2 separate regions of the Homo sapiens genome follow, and region 1 is linked to region 2. Evidence: read pairs that join two places in POLR2A ChIA-PET (ENCODE). Cell type or tissue: CD4-positive, alpha-beta T cell. All regions are shown on one strand. Each heading gives the region's core, and the rest is flanking DNA. Links, peaks and the distances in the headings are about the cores only. Region 1 has its middle 71 kb from the start of MIR4453. Region 2 overlaps RPS3A (ribosomal protein S3A).

Region 1 (2,910 bases), core at 143-2,642, 1.5 Mb before region 2:
GTCTTAGTCAGCCTGGGCTGCTATAACAAAATACCATAGACCAGGTGGCTTGTAAATGACAGAAATTTATTTCTCACAGTTCTGGTGGCTGGGAAGTCCAAGATCAAAGTGCCTGCAGATTTCGTATTTGGTGAGGGCCTGTTTCCTTGGCCACAGATGATACCTTCTTGCTGTGTCCTTATATGGTGGAAGGGGCTAGCTAGCCCTCTGGAGTCTTTTTATTTTTATTTTTAGAGATAGGGTCTTGCTGTGTTGCCCAGGGTAGTGTAGAGGTGCAATTATGGCTCACTGCAACCTGAACCTCCCAGCTTCAAGCATTCTTCCCACCTCAGCCTCTGGAGTAGCTGGAACTACAGGCATATGCCACCACACCCAGCTAACTTTTTTTTTTTTTTTGAGACAGAGTGTCACTCTGTTGCCCAGGCTGGAGTACAGTGGCACCATCTCAGCTTACTGCAATCTCCACCTCCAGGGTTCAAGCAATTCTCCTGCCTCAGCCTCCTGTGTAGCTGGGATTACAGGCATGCACCACCATGTCTGGCTAATTTTTGCATTTTTAATAGAGATGGGATTTCACCATGTTGGCCAGGCTGGTCTAGGACTCCTGACCTCAAGTGATCCACCCACCTCAGCCTCCCAAAGCGCAGGGATTACAGGCATGAACCACCTCGCCTGGCCTAACTTTTTTATTTTTTGTAGAGACTGGGTCTCACTATGTTACCTAGGCTAGGCAAACTCCTGGACTCAAGCAATCCTCTGGCCTCAGCCTCTCAAAGTACTGGGATTACAGGCGTGAGTCACTGTGCCCAGCCTGGGGTCTTCTTTCAAAGGGCACTAATCCCATTCATGATGGCCCTGTCCTTATGACCTAATCACCTCCCAAAGATCCCAGCTTCAAATACCATCATCTTGGTGATTAGATTTCAACATATGAATTTTGGGGAAACACAAACATTCAGACCATAACACCAGGTAACGTTCTAAGTAATTTACCTGCATTAACTCATTTAAACCTCACAACAAGCCTATGAGAGAAATACTATTATTATATTCATCTCCCAGAAACCGGGGCACAAAGAGGTTAAGCAACTTGCTGAGGGTCACACATCTAGTCAGCAGAGACCCAGGATTCCAGGCAAGGCAGTTTGCCTCCGCAGCTGAAGTTCTTAACCACTTTGCTCGACTGCCTCTCATCTGTTTGAGGAGTCTCAGCTCTCCTGCAGCTGTGGCCTGTGAGCCCAAAGAGCTCCTTAACCATCCCTTTTCCGGTGTTCCCATTGGCATCTGTGTTCCACAGGACGACTATGCGGAGGGAGAGCCAAGCAGAGAGGAAGGAATGTTCTGGGGGATAACCAGGGGCAGACCCAGTGCCCTCCTGCTGAAGTGCTGGTAAACACTGACACTCTGGGAAAGCGAATAGCCTGGTGGGCAGACAAAACACAGAAACTGCTTAACAGTGTCGATCAGACCCTTCAGGGCTCTGCTGTAAACATAGGGGCAGCTGCAAGAAAAGCTGGAGCAATTGACAGCCTCTCTCCATCCTGCCCCAGTGACTTTGAAGACAAAGGTCTGATGCATTTTTCTTTGAGGGTTGTACCTCAAATGAGAGTATGCTCCTCTCGTTCTTCAGTTGATTAGATGAAAGAGATAAAACGCCTTGTGCATATTAAGTTCCCCTGCAGGAGGTGAGCAGGCAGATCTTCACTGTAACCATGCGTCACTGCCTGGATTTGAAACAAACACACCTACGAAGACACACTGGGCGTAGACTCAGTAAATAACCAGCTGACTGGCACCCAATTTCTGCCACTGAGTTGTTTTCCTCATCTTTTTTTCTCCTCATTTTTCACTGCTTTGGAGCTGTCCTGGGTGGCAGCCTCCTCCCCATTAGCATGCAGCGCCATCGTTCCTCTTCCACCTTCAGAGTCCTGGGACCCAGACTTAGTACGGAGGGGAGAAATGAGGGCAGGGCTAAAGAGGAATGCATAAAAAATAAATGAGCCATTCATAAAACTGAATATTATTACCAAAAGGAACCGTCTGCCAGCATCTCCATGTATATATTAACTCAGCTGCTATCTCTGTAACAACAAGGAATTAAGCCAATGCCTCATCTTTATAGTGGCTGCTCAGTTGATTTAGTATTAACTTTAAACAACCAATTGTGAAATGAGCACTTCACTTTGCCATAATGATGATGAGGTTTCGCCTGTACCATTTTTTATAACGTAAGCCTGAAAATTGGTAAAATAAATTCAGCTGTGCTTAGAACGTTCTTCCAGCTCTCCCAAGGAGCCAGAAATTCAGGTGGGGGGGAATTGCTTAATTTAACCAGCTTCATGAAGTCATTTCCACAAATTCTAAAAACTGGCTTTATTTTTCTTTAACTTGGCATATCTTTCCCTGAAAATCTGAAATGCCAAGATGTTGGACTTTTTGCTGTCTACATGAGTAACCACAGATTGCTTCTTTTTTTTTTATCCCTTCACACTGAAAGGCACACATCTTGGATGCCTCTCTTTTCCTCTGAGGCCTGCAAGTCTGTCTATGAAAAAAGCCTGCAAAGAGCCCTCATGTTGACAGCCCTGTCCCAGAGACCGTCTGAGCACCTGTTTCTGATTTCTTGCCTGGCGTTCTGCTGGGTCGCATGCATCTTTTCATTCTTTGCCTCTCCCAGTTGATGTTGTGTTCTGCCCCCTCATGAAAACTGTGACTATACAGAAAAGGCGACTGACTTCCACATGTGGCTCATGGAGTCAGTGTCATCACTTTGCAGTCACCCCTTGTAAATCTCTACAGGCTATAAGCCTGTGTCTGTCCCCTGCGGTTCCGAGAACAATCCGCAGCAAACACTGACAGGAAGGGCCATTATGGTCACTGATGTTCTCACCATCTGGAATGGTTACAGTT
Region 2 (2,859 bases), core at 360-2,859:
CCAAGTGGGGATATCAAGTAGGCACTTAGACAAACCTGGATGTCCCAAAGAAAGGTATAGGCTAGAAATATAAAAATCTCCATTAATTTAAAACCAAGAACCTAGGGAGAGTATAGAAATGTCTAACGACCAAGCCCTAGGGCCTTCTTTTTTTTTTTTTTTGAGACGGAGTCTCACACTGTCTCCTCAGCTGGAGTGCAATGGCCCAATCTCAGCTCACTACAACCTCTGCCTCCCAGGTTCACGCAATTCTCCTGCCTCAGTCTCCCAAGTAGCTGGGATTACAGGTGCACACCACCACACCCGGCTAACTTTTTGTATTTTTTAGTAGAGACAGGGTTTCACTGTGTTGGCCAGCCTGGTCTGTAACTCCTGACCTCGTGATCCGCCCGCCTCAGCCTCCCAAAGTGCTGGGATTACAGGCGTGAGCCACTGCACCCGACCAGCCCTAGGGCCTTCTAAAACTGATTAAAAGTCTAAAAAATGAACTAGTAAAGGAGTAGCCAATGATGTAGGAGGAAAAGCTTGAGTCGAGGATCTGGAAGACAGTTAAAATCAGGAAGAAATCAACTGTCAAGAGTCACTAACAGGACAAAGTGATAAGCAAGTCACTAACAGAGGTCAAGTAAAAGACCTCTAGTAAAAGAATGGACCACTGAATTTAGCAACAAAATCACTGCTAATCTTGACAATGAAATGTCTTGGAGTGGTGTTGGGAGGAAAGCCTAACTGCAGCAAATTGAAGAAAAATAAAATAAAAACTAAAAAATGTGGCTGGGCACCATGGCTCACACCTATACTCCCAGCACTTTGGAGGCTGAGGCAGGAAGATCCCTTGAGGCCAGGAATTTGAGACCAGTCTGGACATAACAGCCAAGACCCTACAAAGAACTTAAAAACTAGCAGATTAGGCCTGGTGCAGTGGCTCACACCTGTAATCTCAGCAATTTGGGAGGCCAAGGCGGGAGGATCACTTGAGGCCAGGAATTCAAGACAAGCCTTGCCAACATGGCGAAACCCCCATCTCCACTAAAAAATGCAAAAATTAGCCCAGCATGGTGGTGGGTGCCTATAATCCTAGCTACTGGGGAGGCTGAGACACAAGCATCGCTTGAACCTGGGAGATGGAGGTTGCAGTGACCCAAGATCGCACTAACACACTCCAGCCTGGGTGACAGTGAGACTGTCTTTAAAATAAAAAAAGCTGGGTGTGGTGTGGCACAGGCCTGTGTCCCAACTACTCAGGAGGCCTGAGAGGGAGGGCTGCTTGAGCCCAGGACTTTAGGGTTACAGCGAGCTATGATCACACCATTCTACTCCATCCTGGGTGACAGAGTAAGATCATGTCTCTCAAATGTAATTTTTTTTTCAACAGTCTCATTTTGTAGCCCAGACTGGAGTGCAGCTCACTGCAACCTCCACCTCCCAGGTTCAAGTGATTTTCATGCCTCAGCCTCCCGAGAAGCTGGGATTACAGGCACCCCGCCACCACACCTGGCTAATTTTATTTTTTTTAGGTGAGACGGTGTCTCACCATGTTGGCCAGGCTGGTCTTGAACTTCTGACCTCAAGCAATCCACCCACCTCAGCCTCCCAAAGTGCTGGGATTACTGGCATGAGCTACGCACTTGACCTTTAAAATATATTTTATATGTAAAAAAGTTTTAAAAATTAAAAAAAATTAAATGATACCAATATATAAAAAATTCCTTTGAGCTTTGCTATAAAGGGACTTAGTAAGGTGCTCTGGGAGGGTATACTAGTATTTGTATACTAGTATACAAGGGACAGCGAGGAATTGATAAAGGTGTGAATTGCTGAAGCCATGAGGCTGATTGGGCAAAAAAAAAAAAGGCTGTCTTATGTCTTAGCACAATCCATCCAGTGGTATGACAGAAGGTAGTATGATTAACACATGCATAGGTGGCAGAATATAGGTAACAGAAATTTGTGGGGTTCTTTTCTCTGCTTTAAACTTTTTTAGTGATTAAAGGAAGCAAGGTTATCAGCTAAGCAAGAAATGAGAAAACTGAAAAGGCTTGAGAAGAGGTAGAAACTGAATGAATGAGTGACTATAGGTGGATAGCACTAAATGCCCACTTGGTAACAGCTTCTCCGCCCCATTTCAGCTTCACAGTAAAGGTGCATAGTAGTATGTTTATATCCAATTTGTCTGGGTCAGAAAAGTTTACCAGCTGTCAAATTTACTGTCTAATCCACCAAGCTGTCAGATTATTTTTAAAAAAAGAATGTTCAGAAGCAAACCATCACAAATAGCACTTTTTATTTGCCACTATTTGAAGTCTGAACTTTAAACAGATTCTTGGACTGGTGGTTCATATCCATCAGCTCGTTCAACTTTAGCACCTGTCTCGTCCCCAGTGGCTTTTCCAGAACTACTGCCTTCACCATGAAGCTCCATGAGCTTTCCCACTAAAAGGCAAAAAAAAAAAAAAAAAAAAAAACCAAAAAACTGTTAGTATATCTTGAAATAATGGTCATCACTACTATGCAAGCATGACAGGAAGAAAAAGAAGGCCATGATATGGCCCCACACTCCTCCTCCACCCAAAAACAATGTATTTGGCCCTACAGGAATCATGTGATTTCTCACTTACATTCAAACTTGGGCTTCTTCAGCATTTTTACTTTTCTAACGAAGACATCATGGAGAGGATAAATAGATTGGCAAGCCTTTTCTATGTCTTTTCCAATGCTGTCTGGAATCCTGCAAACCAGTAACAGTAAATTTTTTTCTAAAAGTCCTAGTTCTCAGATATAAGCCATTTCCTTTAAAAGTAGAGAAGCCTTGGAATAAACCTACACATAACACCTACCTCATTTAACCTGCATAAATCC

Evidence for each region. Peaks named below come from ENCODE experiments on the same cell type or tissue, not always from the same donor. Only the 100,000 strongest peaks of a DNase experiment are listed, where the experiment ranks them.
Region 1: POLR2A ChIA-PET joins it to region 2 with 6 read pairs; 3 of 35 experiments call an interaction of 5 or more read pairs at or near these places.

What each region holds. Positions count from the first base shown.
Region 1 is chr4:152,605,801-152,608,710 of GRCh38, reverse strand. No RefSeq gene overlaps it. Among named protein-coding and RNA genes, the nearest start is that of MIR4453, 71 kb to the right of the region's middle. RefSeq lists an enhancer at 1,281-1,781. In CD4-positive, alpha-beta T cell, for the core only: no CTCF peak of the experiment used is centred there; a DNase peak (open chromatin) is centred at 1,690.
Region 2 is chr4:151,104,046-151,106,904 of GRCh38, reverse strand. It overlaps RPS3A (ribosomal protein S3A), which reads right to left. Exons shown (of 6, transcript NM_001006.5): 5 at 2,619-2,728; 6 at 2,263-2,433. The coding sequence ends at 2,312. Among named protein-coding and RNA genes, the nearest start is that of SNORD73A, 1.6 kb to the right of the region's middle. In CD4-positive, alpha-beta T cell, for the core only: no CTCF peak of the experiment used is centred there; no DNase peak of the experiment used is centred there.